Regions from separate parts of the Homo sapiens genome. Here region 2 is linked to region 1. Evidence: chromatin contacts called from ENCODE Hi-C data. All regions are on one chromosome and are shown on one strand. Each heading gives the region's core, a stretch centred on a gene start or an enhancer-like site at or near the end of the contact. The rest is flanking DNA. Distances are from core to core; before and after follow the strand shown.

Region 1 (7,486 bases), core at 2,588-5,087:
AGTGTTTACATTGTGTTCAGTGTTGTAAGTAATCTGCAGATGGATTTAAAGTATACAGGAGGATGTGCAGAGGTTACATGCAAAAACTGCACCACTTTATATAAGGGACTTGAGCATCAATGGATTTGGCTATCCTTTGGGGGTCCTGAGACCAATCCCCCATAGATATTGAGGGACAACGGTATATATTTTCATTTATATGAAAATAAGACCGGAAAGGCTGACATAGTTTGTTACTTATAATTTCACTGACTAGAGCTCACATTACCCTAGATCAGTAGTTTTCAAATGCAGGGTGGGGAGTCCTGGGAGGGTTCCACAAACCCTTTGGGGGGCTGTATTTTTGAAATAACACTGAGATACTGTTTGCTGTTTTTACTCTCCTAGGCCCATGAATGTAAAGGCTACATGACCAATGTGATGGCATCATCACTCAACAGAATGTATGCTTGTATAGCCCTGTACTTTAAAAATTTCTCCATTTTAACTTCTCCTATAGTAAATATCAATGAATATAACCCACATAAACCAAAGCTCTTTGGAATCCTCCATTTTTTAAGAGTGTAAAGAGAACCTGAGACCAAAATGATTTGAGAACCTCTGACCTAGACTATGGTTGAATGACATTTTGGGTAATAATCTTGAATATCAAGAGCACAAAAGAAATGGGCAGAAATGGATACTGTCCTACTTATTTCTTAAAGCTCTGAGAAAATTCAGTTGTTGAATACGCATGTATTAAGCACTTTACGCTTAAACACTAATTCCATAGATAGGAATACAAAAGAACTATAGGAAAGGGTCCTTATCCTCTATGTATTAACAGATATGATTTGTGTACATGTTAACATAAAATATTTAACAATGCAATAAAGCACTCTGTATGTTCAGGTGCCAAAATCAATAGTCTAGGCAATACACACTGCAGAGTTCAAAGGGAGGAGAGACAGGATGACCTGGAGTTGTTAGGGAAATGGGGAGAAGTAGATGGGTCAGATATGGCAAGGCAGGGAAGAGGAAGTTGGAAAAGTAGGGCCAGGTTGTGAAGGTTCTTGGACAGCAGGGTACAAATTCTAGTCTTTATGTTCTATTTAATTGGGAGTCACTGGAGGTTTTTGAGCACAAATTCAGAGTGTTAAAGGTGTGGGCATTTGTACGAGAGAGAAGAAAGAGGAGTACCAGTAAGTAAGCTGCTGGGGATGTTGTAGTAATGGAGGATTGAGGTTAAGAGGACCTAAACTAAAGTGGGATGAAAAAGGAGAGATTAAGTAGATACTTTAAGAGAAGACTTAACAGAATTTGTAGTCAGGTTCCAAAAAAGAACCTCAGGCTTCTGACAGCCCTAACAGATGGGCAACTTAAAAGTGTTAGCCAAAGTTTGAATATAGGTCCACATAAAAGAGAGAAAGGACAAAATTCATCCCTCCTGAGACGTAGTCTTTACTCTTCTCTGCCAAACCATGCACATTACTGTCTTCATCTTGATGCATTTAACATTTATTGAATAGTTACTATAAGCCAGGTGCTCCAAGCTACCAGGATGAACATAGTGTCCACCCTCAAGGAGCTTAATTACAGGCCAGTCAGGTAGACAGACAAGGTGACTAACAGTTCACAAAGCATGACAAGTGCTGTAGTGGAGCAATGCATACAATACAGAAAGGGTACAGAAGAGGAATGCATCTCCACCTAGCAGGCAAGGGCATCAGGGAAAGTTTCTAAGAAAAGCTGAAGGTTGAGTTAACTCTTGAAGGATGGACAGGAGTTAACCAGGCAAAAGAGCTAAGAAGGTCACTCTAGGCAGAGGAAGAAGCATGGAGACTTTGAGAGGCAACCATCTCTGGGAGAACTAATTTTGGTCACTTTATGTGGATGGTGAGAAGGATAGGTGTAGGGATGAAGCAAGAAATACAATGAGAGATGTGCTTAGGGGCCAGTAAGCAACATAAATACCATGACAAGAACAATGGACTTTATCCTGAAGGCAAAGGGGAACTACTGAAGAGTTAAAATAGGTTTCCTATACAATCAGATTTGCATTGTAGTAAAATCACTCCAAAAAGAGATGAACTGGAACTGAAGAGCCTAGAAGTGAAGATATCAACAGCAGGTTTCTCTAAGAGTCCCAATGAGGTACTGACTGAGGTTTGACTTTGAAGCTGAAGTCTGGGGAAAGGTGTTAAGAGGTAGAACTGTCAGGATCTCGTGATTGTTTGGATATGAGTGTGGCACAAAGGGGTCGAAGATGACTCCCAAATAGGACTGGCTATATAATTTGTGGGGCCCAGGGGGAAAAGAAAATGTGGGGCTCACTGTTTAAATCTCAAGCCCAGGACAGCAGAACATTAAACCAAGTGCAGGTCCTTCTCAGCTCCCTTAAAATGGCCTTGGTCCTAAGTTTCTGGCTAGGTTAAACAAGTGAATGGATGGTTGTAGCCTTTTTAATAGTAAGTATGACAGAGTCCAGTTTTGAACATTTTTGAGTTTGAGGTGCCTATGGAAAATTCAGTTAAGTTCAGGGCTGGAGACGTAATGCGTAAATTTGAAGTGGAGACTGAGTAACGGATCAGACTGCCCCACTTATGTGTAAAGCAAAAATAGAACCAGATGGAAAAACAATCATCTGAAACAGAAGCTGATAACTTAGGCGGGAAATGAGGAAAGCCAAGGCACAATTTAAATACCAACTCCAAGAAGTTTTGTCTCCTTTCAGTTTCACTCATTCCTCTATGTTTTATTTTACTGTTACAAATCTGCAGCCTGCCTATTGTCTTTAGCTGATTTTTTCTGCATGTATTTGGCTGTATGACTTTAAGCTCCTTGAAGAGAGATTTTACGTCTTTTATCTTCAGAATGAGCCCTCCAGTGACATATATCTAATAGGTCTCTAAAAAGTTAATTATCTAAGAAAATCGTTCCAAAGGTCAAAACTTGACTCATTTTTTTCAACAATGTTTTAGAATGAGACTTTTTAAAGAGAAACTACTATAATTGTTCAAAGGAAAAGTAAGTTAGGTAAGGGGGAAAGTTACTGAAAATTATCTGTATTACAATAAATCACCCTAGCGATTACGTGTATGTATATATTAACACACACACATATGCATGTACATGTATGCATACGTATAACTAGATTTTGGGGGGATGAGGAGCCTTTTAAACCATTCTAAGTTACAAGTTTACAATGCAGGTCAGGAAATCTTGGATAAATCATTTTTAAAAGTGAACAGGAGATAGTTTTAGACTGGTGACTAAATCTTCAAAAACCAAAGCGTGAGGGGAAATCTGGGATGTCTGCATATTGGAGATGGCAGAAACAAAAAACAAAGATGGCAAGCTGACACCGGGGCAACAGCTGACCCGTTTCTTGTAAGAGGAGCCTTCTCGCTGGGGCTGCGGTTATTTTTATCCAAATCTCTGCTGGCGGCTGAACGGGGTACGTCCCTGGCACGTCCCAGCGCAGGCTTCCAGGCTGGCTCGACCGCCTCCCAGGCTCTCCGGAAGGAGACCCCTCCTCACCCCCTCCGAGGATCAGCCAGGCCGGGCCGAGCCCGAGGCCGCCCCTGGCTCCTGGTCCCTAGCTTGTGCCAGCATCCTCGGCGGGGCACAGCTCCTCCCGCCCCGCCCCGCCCCGATCGGCCCCGCCGAACCCAGACCCTGCGGCCCGCGCCCCCCGCACCCCCGGCCAGGGCTCCCGCGGGCCCAGCCGGCAGGACGCGGCCTCCCCCGCTCCTCCAGCCCGCGGCCGCGGCGGTACTCACAGACCTGTTCTGCAGCCGCCGCCGCCGCTGCCGCCATCTTCCCGCGCCCGCCGCCGCCGAGCTCCCCGCCCGACTGTGCCCGCCCCTCCGCGACCGCACCCTGCGCGCCTGCGCTTGCGCCCTGGCGGGGACTGGGGGCACCCGCTGCTCACACCCTCCCCTCCCCAGCCCGCATCCCTGACGACCCGCATCCCAGCCCTGCGGGCTCAGGCTCTGCGGCGGCCCCTGCACCTAGGACCTTGGCCTGGGGCGCGTTGTATTGCACAGGGGCCAGAAGGGGCCTATGGGGATTCCGCTCCACCCCGGGCCGCCTGCAGATTCCTCAGAAAGGGCACCCTCAAAAATCGAGGACGCTTCTCCCCTTCCCCTTTGTTCCCCATCGCTGAAAGATCGGTGCCATCCGGAGCTGTGAGGCTCTCTTTGTTTCTCGGACCAAGGTCTCCTTGGCTAGGGTGGGAGGGGCCGATATCGAGACCACAAGTGGACGCGGACCGGCGTGGTGACTGCGTGGGCAGAAGTGAACGAGTGGTCACTTAGGTGGCTGGAGTCTTGAAGACTGAGAGTCCTCAAGGAGGACGTTGAATCCTTCGGGCTGCTTGACTTCGGAGGCCTATGAAGTCTGATGTTTTTATCCTGCGATACTGGGGATGGATTTTTCATTTAGTGTTGGAGATAGTGTTACCATGTATATCCTCGGGAACCTAATTGAACGGACATTTACTGAACACCGGGAAGCCACTCAAATGTACGAGTTACTTGAGTAGACATTCATTGTTCCCTGTTGTAGATATAATCCAATAATTATTTTAGCTGAAAAAAAATGCAGTGAAGTCAATAGCAACTGTTCCTCATGTAGCTGAATCACTTCTAATAAGCACCTTTGGGCCCTAGTACTGTCTAATTCAGTGGGAGTCAGTACCTAGCTGGTCATCAGTCTCTCTGCATTTCTTTTTTCCTAAATGCTGGAACCACTTGACTCATATCTCTAGACTCACTCCTCTCTGAGTCTGTGGGACAAACATGCATTTTAGGCAGGAAAATTCTAAGTTAAAGCCCAATGATGCAGGAGTCAGCAGTAAGGCTCTGTGTTAATATTCTGCCTGTGGTCTCATTGATCAATTTGCACAACTGGGCTTTTAACTGATTCTGAGTTCCTATCTTCTAGTCCTTAATTCCTAAGCTTTGCGTTTTTCTCTCTGCTGGGAAAGTTCTTCTTCCCTGGCACGCGCACTCTTATTCATCCTTCAAGAACTATTCTATTCAAACGTCATATTTTCTCTAAAGGCTTCAGAGGCTCCCACAGATCTGTTCCTTAACTGTGTGCCTAGCCTTTTCTAGCACTTCAGATTGCATTGTATTTTTATCTTGTCTACCTGCTGATTTCATTCAAAAGATGGTGTGTTCTATCTGGAAGGTAGGTGTCTTACTCATCGTTTAATCTCCAATGTCTAGCACAGTAATTAAACTTAATAGATATCTTAGAAATCTGCCCAGTATCCCAATTTCTAAGCCCTGACTTGATTTTGCCAACCTCCCTCCCACTTAGGTGGTGAGATACCTGGTAGCCAATTTTCCTGAAACCAAATGCTCCTTTGGCTATTTGAATATCACCTTCTCTTGGATTCTTTCCTCATCGCTGATGTCCATCTCTGACAGGACATCCCACTATTCTTAATGCCAATTTCTATTCTCTTTTAAAGAGATCCAATTCACTCACATGACCACATTTTAATGTGGGTTATTTTCAAATGTACTATTGTCAGCCTTTTTTCCCCTGAAATAATGACATTTAAAGTCAACTCTGTGCCTGGCAATGCCTCTTTTACAAATGAAGAAATCAAGGCTTGTAGAGGTTAAATGGCTGACCATCTTTTCAACTCCTAAAGAGCCAGTATTGAATCTAGGTCCATCTGACTAGTCTTTGCTCTTTCTACCATACATCACAGCCTTTAATTTTGCTCTTTCTTTTGACTGTTGCATGATATTAGCATTTGGAAGCACAAAACACAGGTCCCCAGGGCTGGAGTATGAGTCAGATTATGAAGACACTTACACCTTTGTTCACTTTGCAGTGGTTTGAATAGTGCCCTGCAAAAAGGCATATCCAAGTCCTAACCTCCAGTATCTGTGAACGTGGTGTTACTTTGAAACAGAGTCTTTGCAGATTGCTATAGAATGAATGTTTGTGTCTCCCCTGAATATTTCACATGTGGAAATCTTAGCCCCCAGTGTGATGATATTAGGAGGTAGGGCCTTTAGAAGCTGACTTAGTCCACTTTGTGCTTCTATAACAGACCATCTGAGAGTGAAGAATTTATAAAGCACAAAAAATTATTTTCCCACAGTTCTGGAGGCTGAGAAGTCCAAGCAGGTTCAGTTGTCTGATGAGGGTCTGGTCTCTGTTTCCAGGATGTTACCTTGAACACCTTGTCATCCTGAGGGGAGGAATGCCAAGCCCCTATGACCTGAACAGCTCTCAAAAGGCAACACCACCCAATGCTGTTGCATTGGAGATTAAATTTCCGAACATGAATTTTTGGGGACACATTCACATCATAGAAGGAAATGATGGGTGATTAGCTATCACTATTCATGATTAGTTCTCATGAATAGGATTAGTGCCTTTATAAAATAGATCCAAGAGAATTGGTTTGTTTCTTCCACCATGTGAGGACACAGTGACATCTATGAATCAGGAAACAGGCCTTCACCAGACACTAAATCTCTAAGCATGTTGATCTTGGATGTCCCAACCTCCAAAACTGTGAGAAATAAAGCTCTGTTGTTTATAAGCCACCTAGTCCATATTCTGTTATAGCAGCCCAAATGAACTAAGACAGATGTTTTTAAGGATCTTGAGATCACTCTGAATTTAGGATGAGCCCTTATCCTTATAAGAGGACAGAATGGCAACATACACTAAGATGATATGAACATAGAAGCAGAGATTGGAGTGATCACTCTACTAGGCAAGGAATACCAATAATTGCCAACCGCTACCAGAAGCTAAGAAAGAGGGATGGAGCAGATATACGCTTAGAGCCTCCAGAAGGCTCTGATTTCTTACTTCTAACCTCTGGAACTGTAAGACAACAAATTTCTGTTGTTTAAAGCCACCAAGTTTGTGTGTTACAAATACACACTTCAAGTTCAACACATGAAAAATTTGAACTCAAAACCTTTCTTCCCAATCTGGTCCTCCTGTGTTCCCTTAGTGAATGATATCACCATCTAGTCAGACACCTCAAAGTAGTTCTATACTATTTCTGGAATGATCTTTCTAAAATACAAATCTGATCATGTCACTCCTCACCCTCAAGCTTACCATACTCCAATACCTTTCATGATAAAATTTAAGCTCCTTATATTTGGTCCTTCACCAAATTTTGGTCCTTCACCAAAAGGTTAGAAACTTTTGGTCCTTCTGCCCCTTTCTAGCCTTGTTTCCTGCCTGTCCCACACACACATCCAACGTGACTACAGAGGAGTCAGGGAATCAGAGACAAAGTAATCTATCCCTTTATCCCTGTGCAATATTTGCAGCCCCCATCTGCTTGCCCGAACTCAAGTTCTTAATGGCTCTGTTCCTTTGCATATGTGGCTCTTTCTCCTTTTAATCTAGCTGTCTCTACTTGTCCACTAAAACTCAGATCAAGGGATATCTTTTCTGAAAAGCCTTTCTTAAACCTTCTCCCAATCATACATTTCTGATTTGTGTGGACCTC
Region 2 (7,486 bases), core at 2,451-4,950, 2.2 Mb after region 1:
GTCCTGGGGAGGGAACTTTCACCTCAAGCTGCACAGACCCATCTCGATCTTTTTAGAGAATTCCTCCTTTTCCAGGACTAGTGCCGTTCTGAATTCTGAGCGTGCAAAGAGACTCCTTAGAGCTAGCTTCCGAGCCTCAGCTGGGGCAGACCAGAGGCCAGGGCGTCTCTCTGTCTGCGGGGACCCCCCACATCTGTGCGTCACCTCCACCACCTCCGGGCAAAGGACCCTTCCTCGCTGGACCCAGGGAGGCGGCTATTCCAGATGCAGCCAAGGGTTAAAGGGGGTGGGAGAAGGAGCAGTTAGCACCGTTTTCTTTTGCAAACCACCAAACGGGCCCTTCATTTTCAAATTGTGAAGCCAGAAACATCCCCCGTTCCCTTGCCCCGCCCATCACCATTTGAAAAAAAGAATTCACAAGTTTAAACGTGATTTTCACAACTAACGGCTTTGATAACTGTTAAATTCGTACGGCTTCTAGGGCAAACGGACCTGAATTCTTCAAGGAAAGTAGAATTGGCGGTGGAGCTGGGGGGCAGAGGAGGAGAAGACACAAAAAGCCAACTCAGTGGGAAGCGCCCTCAAAGCCAAAGGTGTGGCGCTCGGAGCTGTGGCCGCCCTCGCCCGGGAGTCGGGGCCAGGAGAACGGGCCCTGGAGGCAGGGCAGGGCACGGCGAGATTTTGCTTTTGTTTTTAGTGACCATTTTGATCTGGTTGTAAAAAGTTTACGAGGCCTTCTTTTTGAAAGTCAGCTAATCGACTGCACCTTTTTATACCCTTGCCCTCAATTTCATGTCGCCTGCTGGCCTAGACGCGCAAGGCGGAGGACAGAACTGTCACAGTCCCTACCCTTTTCTCCCAACTTCTCGGCCCGGCTCAATTCGGGAGTTGGGCCTCCTTCCTCTCGGCTCGCAGCCTCCCCGACTCCCACTTTGGGGAGAAAACCCACATTCTTAACCCCTTGATAATCCCTCAAGGAAAAAACAAAACAAAAAACCCCAAGAGGTTGAAAATTAGAATCCGGGCGCGGGTTGAGATCTGCGCAGAGCTGCCCAGGCCAGTGCATGTCGCTCCTCTCCTCCGGGTACATATGGTGGCCTGGTCCCCTCCCCCCACCCCCCACACGGTGCCCAGTGAGAAGCACAAGAAGGGGAGAAAAGACCCGCAGCCCGCCTCAGGAGGGCAAGGTTTCTAGCCCCCTGCGGCTCCGGGACCACCCAGGACCCGGGGCGTCGTGGGACCGATCTCGAAGGATCTTAGAACGACACTGGGAGAGCGCGGCAAGAACTAGCCCCACCTTCCCCCGACGCCCCGGACTGACTGCCGGGCGCAGACCCGACTTCTCCCGAACCAGCCTCGGACCAGCCTTAGAAGGCGGAAAACAGGATTCAAACCCGCCTATGAGCAGTGGTAGGGGCGGGGGCTGTGGGGGCAGGACTCGGTTTAAGGAACCAACCGCCTCGGTTCGAGGGCCTCCTGTCCGGAGGTTGCTCCTGACCACTGGGTTTATTTTGCTTTTGCAGAGGAGGCAGATGTTGACCTCTCTTCTTTGCACAGTCTCTCCGCAAAATTTTCCCCCAACCATTTGCTTTCTTGCGCCACCCCCCACCGGGGCACTATCCCTGGAGTCAGCTCCTCAGGCCTTTAAACCTTCCAGAATGTCACACATGGAAACCTTTAGCAAATGTTTGTTAATGATCATAACAAAGGCATCATTCAAATTAGGCAGGTAATTACTACCAGAAGGACAACTGGGTGCTCGCTTGCTCATCCATTGCTTTCTGCTTTAAACTCCCGAGGAGTCGCTGCCTGGAGACACTCCCGCCCGGACTGCTTCTCGGGCCCCATTAAACGGCTCTGAAATGAACTGTGAAGTTACCATTTGTGGGCGGAGAGCGCTGGGGCCCTGCGGACGGAAGACCCTGGCTTGACCGGACTAACAGTGTCGCCGAAGCAAAGCAGCCCCTCTGGGTAGGCTGTCTGTCTCGCCTCCTACCCTCTGGGGCAACTAGCCTAAAAACCCGGTTCTCAACTTAACAGCATGTGGCCCAGCACCCGCTTTTGCCTTTTATTCCGCACTCTGATTTTTGGGGGGATCGTTTGTTCCCGCTCATTTTCTACAAACATTACGGTATCCTGTTAGCATTCCGAACAAGGGGCTGTTCATATATTTGCCTTCAATGATTTCCTGAAGGGACATGTGGAAGTAATAGCGAGCGGTGCAGTCACCCAAGCTGAAGATGCACGAGAGCGGGTCGCGTAGAAGAACTGCGGCAATGGGACCCCCAGCGCAGCCCCAGGCGCCCTGTTTTCGAGGCTGACATCCCAAGATCCTGTCCTGGTTAGGCACAGCACCGCGCCCGTTGGAGTACTTCTCTGTGACTCTCCCCTGTCCACTGCACTGTGTCCACCCTCCTGGTGAAGGAGGAGACGGCTGTTGGACATGCCAGTCCCAACCTGGCCACTTTGGCCATTTTCAGAGTGCGTGTGTTGGGGTGGGGTTGAGGGAGAAGGATGAAGGATGACCCCCAACCCCAACAGGAGAATTCAAAAATCAGAGAGCGATGAAGGTGAACGCGCTCCCCTCCCCCGCTGTCGCTGGGAAGCCCCACTCTGCCCAGGTCTGGTTCCTGGAGCATCAGCGCCCCCTTTCCCTCGCCGGCAGGATCGTTTCCTCCCGACACTGGCCTCTCGCCTTGGGCGCAGGGTTTGGGGCTCAGCTGTCAATTCCAAGGAATTCGTAGGGTTCGACCCACGCGGCGGGAGGGAACGGAGGGAGAATCAAAAGGCATCCTCCCCCACGACGCGGAGGCGGTGGTACGATTCCTCAAACGCCCAAGCTTGAGCTTTTTTTGTATGCGAGATAGAAGCCAGGGCAACCTCGCCCAGATAACCCCGAAAACAAAGGCACGACCAGATAAGTGACTTCAAGGGAGTAAAGGTCGTTCTATCGGAGAACGTTCCAAACCTACACAGACCCTCTTTTCTTTGTACCGTATTTCAGACCACCCAGTCTTGTACACACACACACACCACACAAAACAAAAACCCATCATTGTCATATTGGACTCAACAGTTTGCCCAATCCTATTAAATAACTAGCAACTATATAGCCCTTCCCCTAAAAGACCCCTAGTTCAAAACGGCGCAACCGCTTGGAGATTTCTCCCGAGGGCCCTATTTCTCGTTGGGCCGAGTTTGTAGAAGGGACATTTCTTGATTCTAGATTTATATTCTCTCTGGGTATTAAATGCAATTTTGTATGTTCCTTTTCTTCTTTTCAAAGAGAATACAAAACTATAGCAGTCTAAGAAAATAACCCCAAAATGGGGAGGCAAACTCATTCTGGAAATGATGGGCTGTTTGTAGTTTCACAAAACCTCTTTCCCGGCAGAGCACCAACACCTCCCCCTTCCACCACCCCCCATCCCATCTGGTCTGCTTCTCCCCGCCCCCCAGTTGTTGTCGAAGTCTGGGGGTTGGGACTGGACCCCCTGATTGCGTAAGAGCAAAAAGCGAAGGCGCAATCTGGACACTGGGAGATTCGGAGCGCAGGGAGTTTGAGAGAAACTTTTATTTTGAAGAGACCAAGGTTGAGGGGGGGCTTATTTCCTGACAGCTATTTACTTAGAGCAAATGATTAGTTTTAGAAGGATGGACTATAACATTGAATCAATTACAAAACGCGGTTTTTGAGCCCATTACTGTTGGAGCTACAGGGAGAGAAACAGAGGAGGAGACTGCAAGAGATCATTGGAGGCCGTGGGCACGCTCTTTACTCCATGTGTGGGACATTCATTGCGGAATAACATCGGAGGAGAAGGTAAGGGAAAAGAAAAAATGATTTTTTGTTTATAAGGGAAGTCCCTGATCAGACTCTGGGACTGGAGAAAGCGAAGTAACTTCAAACTTTGGGCGACAAGAAAAAAAAAAAGGAGCTGGATTCCAGTTGTGTGTCCAGAGAGTAATTTTTTTTTTTCGGAATAAACTTCACTTGGGGACGGGTGGGAGATAACCATAGAGTTAGAAAGTCTAGGTATTTTTTTTAAACACACATTTTCCAGACCTATTTTTAAAAACAATGTTTTTCTAACAACCCTATGGCCTCCCAAAGAAATTGTTTAGGCTTACATTTTTGAGGTTTCTTTTGGGAGTGGGGGTGGTGTTCGTGAATACTGGGCCGAACACCAAGGAACTGGGGGTGGAGGCAGAGGTGTTTGCCCTCTTCTTGGCAGTGGGTCCTGGAAGGCGACAGGTTTTAAATGAGTGTTTTCATTCCTCGCCTGCGGTTTGGCGGGACAGCGCTGCAGCCCATGGTGTGGAGCGCGGCTGGGGGACCAGGGGGAGGTGGGGAGAGGGGAGCGTGGAGGGGAGCGTGGAGGGGGGCGCGCGAAGGGGTTGCGGGGCGCAGGAGGCGGGCTGGGCTCGGCTGGAGACCGGACCTCGGTGTTGGCCTACAGCACAGGGAGCCGGCCGAATGCGCGTGATTACTGGACGGCGCTGCTCTGGGAGAGAGTCGGGGCCAGATTTGGCGCGGCGGTGAGGCGGCTGCGGGACAAGCAGAGGCGCGCGGGCGTGGGCAAGGGTTTGGGGCGCTCTGGAGCGGTTTGTTGGGTCAGTGAGGTGCCAGGGAGAGCGGGTGCCTGCCGGGCAGTGTGCTCGGGTTGCACGCCCTAGCGCGGGGGCGACAGCGGCGGCGCGGGCGGGCGGTCTGGAATAATGACAAACACATTTGGCCCTGAGTGAAGAAGTCGTCGTCGCCTCGCATTCCAGCAACTGGGATTTGAGGAATTTCGAACCGCACACCAAGGGGCCCTCATTGTGCTCCGTGGCCCCCGCCCCCGCCTGTCTTCCCGCGCCCCCTCCTCGGTGGAATCATTTCTGCATTGCCCGGGGGCTCTGCTTTCGCTCAGTTCTGGCCGCAGGCAGGAAGAGAGGAAAGGTCTCCAGGAAGGTGCCGAACTTCTTGTGAGGAAGTTAGGGACGACTTGGAACTGGGGAAACTTGTTTGCAGGTAAGACAGAAAGGTGGGAGGTAAACCATATTCTCCCTCCGGGCACCCGAGCCCTGGACACCCCCTACCCGGCACCCTTCTCCGCGCGGGGGTGCGTGGCACTTGCCGTCTGAGCTCGCCCAGCGCTGCTCGGTCCTCTCTAGTTGGCCTTTTTTCCATTCCTCTCCCTGCCGGCTTCAGAGCCGTCTGTGCGTACTTCTCCTTCCTCTGCTGTCTACCCCCATGGAAACCAGATTTACACACGAAATTAACTCCGCCCGGCTGCGCCCAGGGAGCGGGCGGCGTCCATTTGGCATTGAATATGTGGGATCAGCTGTTCTATTCCGGGAGGGTGTCGGCCAGGTCGGAGCGACGAGTGTGGCCCAACCCGAGTACGTTGCCAGAGGGAGCCAGGAGCCTGGGCCGGGCCAGGTGTGCGAGAGCTGCCGATGGCCTGGCCTCGCGTCTTGGTCGGGAAGGACTTGCTGGCCTGGCAGGCTGTGCGTTGTGCATCCCTCCCGCAGCCAGAGCGCCGGTCCCGCACTTCGCTCCCCGAATTGTGCTAAGACCTCAGGATGTGCGCAAGGAGTGCCTGGAAGAACTTGCCACTCACTCCATCTTCCTGGGTGGGAGGCAAGCATGGATGGGGCCCATATCAGGTCCCTACCGCCCCGCGTCCGAAAAGCCGCGGGCTGGGCGGTGTGGGAAATGGCTTTTTGGCTCCGAGGCCAAATTGCTCAATGTTTTGGACCGACTCGCCTCGCCGCGGTCGCTCCTGACAAGAACTAGACAGATTTTTGGAGCAGGGAGCATCCAGGGCAAACGCACGACAGTCCTCCGCAGTGCATCTCACCGGACAAACATCCCCGGAGCCACAGGAGGGGAGGAAGGGGCTCTCCGGGCGTGCGCACCTCCCCAGCCGCCGCGCTGTCCCATCCCCGACCCCTAATCTGGTCAACCTGGACCCCGGCACTGCTGAATTGCATCCCCTCTTCTCCCTTTCTCCTCGGCCTCCTCCTTTCCACAACCCTCAAGATGAGGAGGCCCTGCCTCGACTCCCCGACAGGCGCAAGGCCGACCAGGCTCGCTTTGACGCCCTGGTCAGGCCCTGCTTCGGAGCTTGCAGTTTTGGGTTGACCCAAGTGCAGCTGGACCTCGTTCACAAGAGTGAGGGGAAGCCAAGAATGAACCCGTCGTTAGCCCCCGGTGCCCTGGCTCTTGTTTAAATCCTTAGATCGAGAAGGACTTGAAGGAGATCCCAGGCTCCCAGCTCTGCGCCCCTGGGCCAGTTTCCTCTCGGGACGCGGACTGAGGAGGGATGCAGGGGGAGGGGCATTGGGCCGGGCTTTCCAGCTGCAAACACGTCTGGCGCCGAGGCGGGCCCATTTTGTGCCTCCTGGGGACGGACCGTGGGCGGCGCGCAGCGGCGGGACGCGTTTTGGGGACGTGGTGGCCAGCGCCTTCCTGCAGACCCCACAGGGAAGTACTCCCTTTGACCTCCGGGGAGCTGCGACCAGGTTATACGTTGCTGGTGGAAAAGTGACAATTCTAGGAAAAGAGCTAAAAGCCGGATCGGTGACCGAAAGGTGTGGGTCTCAGGGTTCCCCGGGTCTAACTCGCCGGGTCCAACCGCAGCATCAGCCTTGGGGCGGCAGATAATCTTTCGGTCTCGCCTGGGGCGCAAGATGCAGGATCGGGGGCAAATGGCTTCTCCCAACTTCCCCCTAATTCGGGTTCTGCCAGATGGTTGTCGTTTGCTGAAGTGGCTCGGCGGCATTTCCTTTTGTTTTAAACTGATCAATGAGCGAACCTGGGATGGGCTGAAAAAGTAGATTGTAGGAGGGAATAATGGGAAACCCGACTTGGGGCGCCTCCTTCCCTGCCTCCTACTGCAGTTTCTCGGCCCCCGCGAAAGGGGAGCGACAAGCGCGGGTGGGCGCGGACTCTTGAGGGGGCAGAGGCGGCTATGGCGCGTGTCGGGCAAGGTGGCACCAGAAGGCACTTTTGTGTGTGTGTGTGACAAGAGTCTCGCTCTGTCGCCCAGGCTGAAGTGCAGTGGTGCGATCTCGGCTCACTGCAACCTCTGCCTCCCAGGTTCAAGCGATTCTCCTGCCTCAGCCTCCCGAGTAACTGGGATTACAGGTGCCCGCCACCACGCCAGGCTAATTTTTGTATTTTTAGTAGAGACGGGGTTTCACCATATTGGCCATGCTGGTCTCGAACTCCTGACCTCAGGTGATCCGCCCACCTCGGCCTCCCAAAGTGCTGGGATTTACAGGCGTAAGCCACCGCGCCCGGCCAGGAACGGTTCTTAAATGCCGAGAGGGCGCATGCTAGCTCTCCTCAGCATTCCCGGTGAGCCGCTACCCACGGCCGTGCGGCTCTCGTGCCCATAGGAGGCGCTGGCGAGCTCCTGTAACCCTAAACCCCTCGGCCCCTTTCCCCCCACCCGCCCGGATTCTCTTCCCGCTCTCCCCCCTCTCTCCACACCCG

What was found. Hi-C counts contacts between places; a loop is a spot of excess contacts on that map. Pooled maps may share reads with other maps.
Region 2: a map of naive thymus-derived CD4-positive, alpha-beta T cell shows a loop between it and region 1 (8-fold over the local background). The contact joins the promoter of PDGFRA here to the promoter of SGCB in region 1. A Hi-C loop is called at or near these places in 2 of 168 maps with a recorded cell type or tissue (CD8-positive, alpha-beta T cell and naive thymus-derived CD4-positive, alpha-beta T cell), 1 of 37 single-sample maps with no recorded cell type and 12 of 50 pooled maps.

Annotation. Positions count from the first base shown.
Region 1 is chr4:52,034,462-52,041,947 of GRCh38, forward strand. SGCB (sarcoglycan beta) reads right to left here and starts at 3,838. Exons shown (of 6, transcript NM_000232.5): 1 at 3,766-3,838. The coding sequence starts at 3,798. RefSeq lists an enhancer at 3,251-3,370 and a silencer at 3,611-4,050.
Region 2 is chr4:54,225,593-54,233,078 of GRCh38, forward strand. PDGFRA (platelet derived growth factor receptor alpha) reads left to right here and starts at 3,701. Exons shown (of 23, transcript NM_006206.6): 1 at 3,701-3,823. RefSeq lists enhancers at 1-519, 520-1,345, 2,174-2,999 and a silencer at 864-1,051.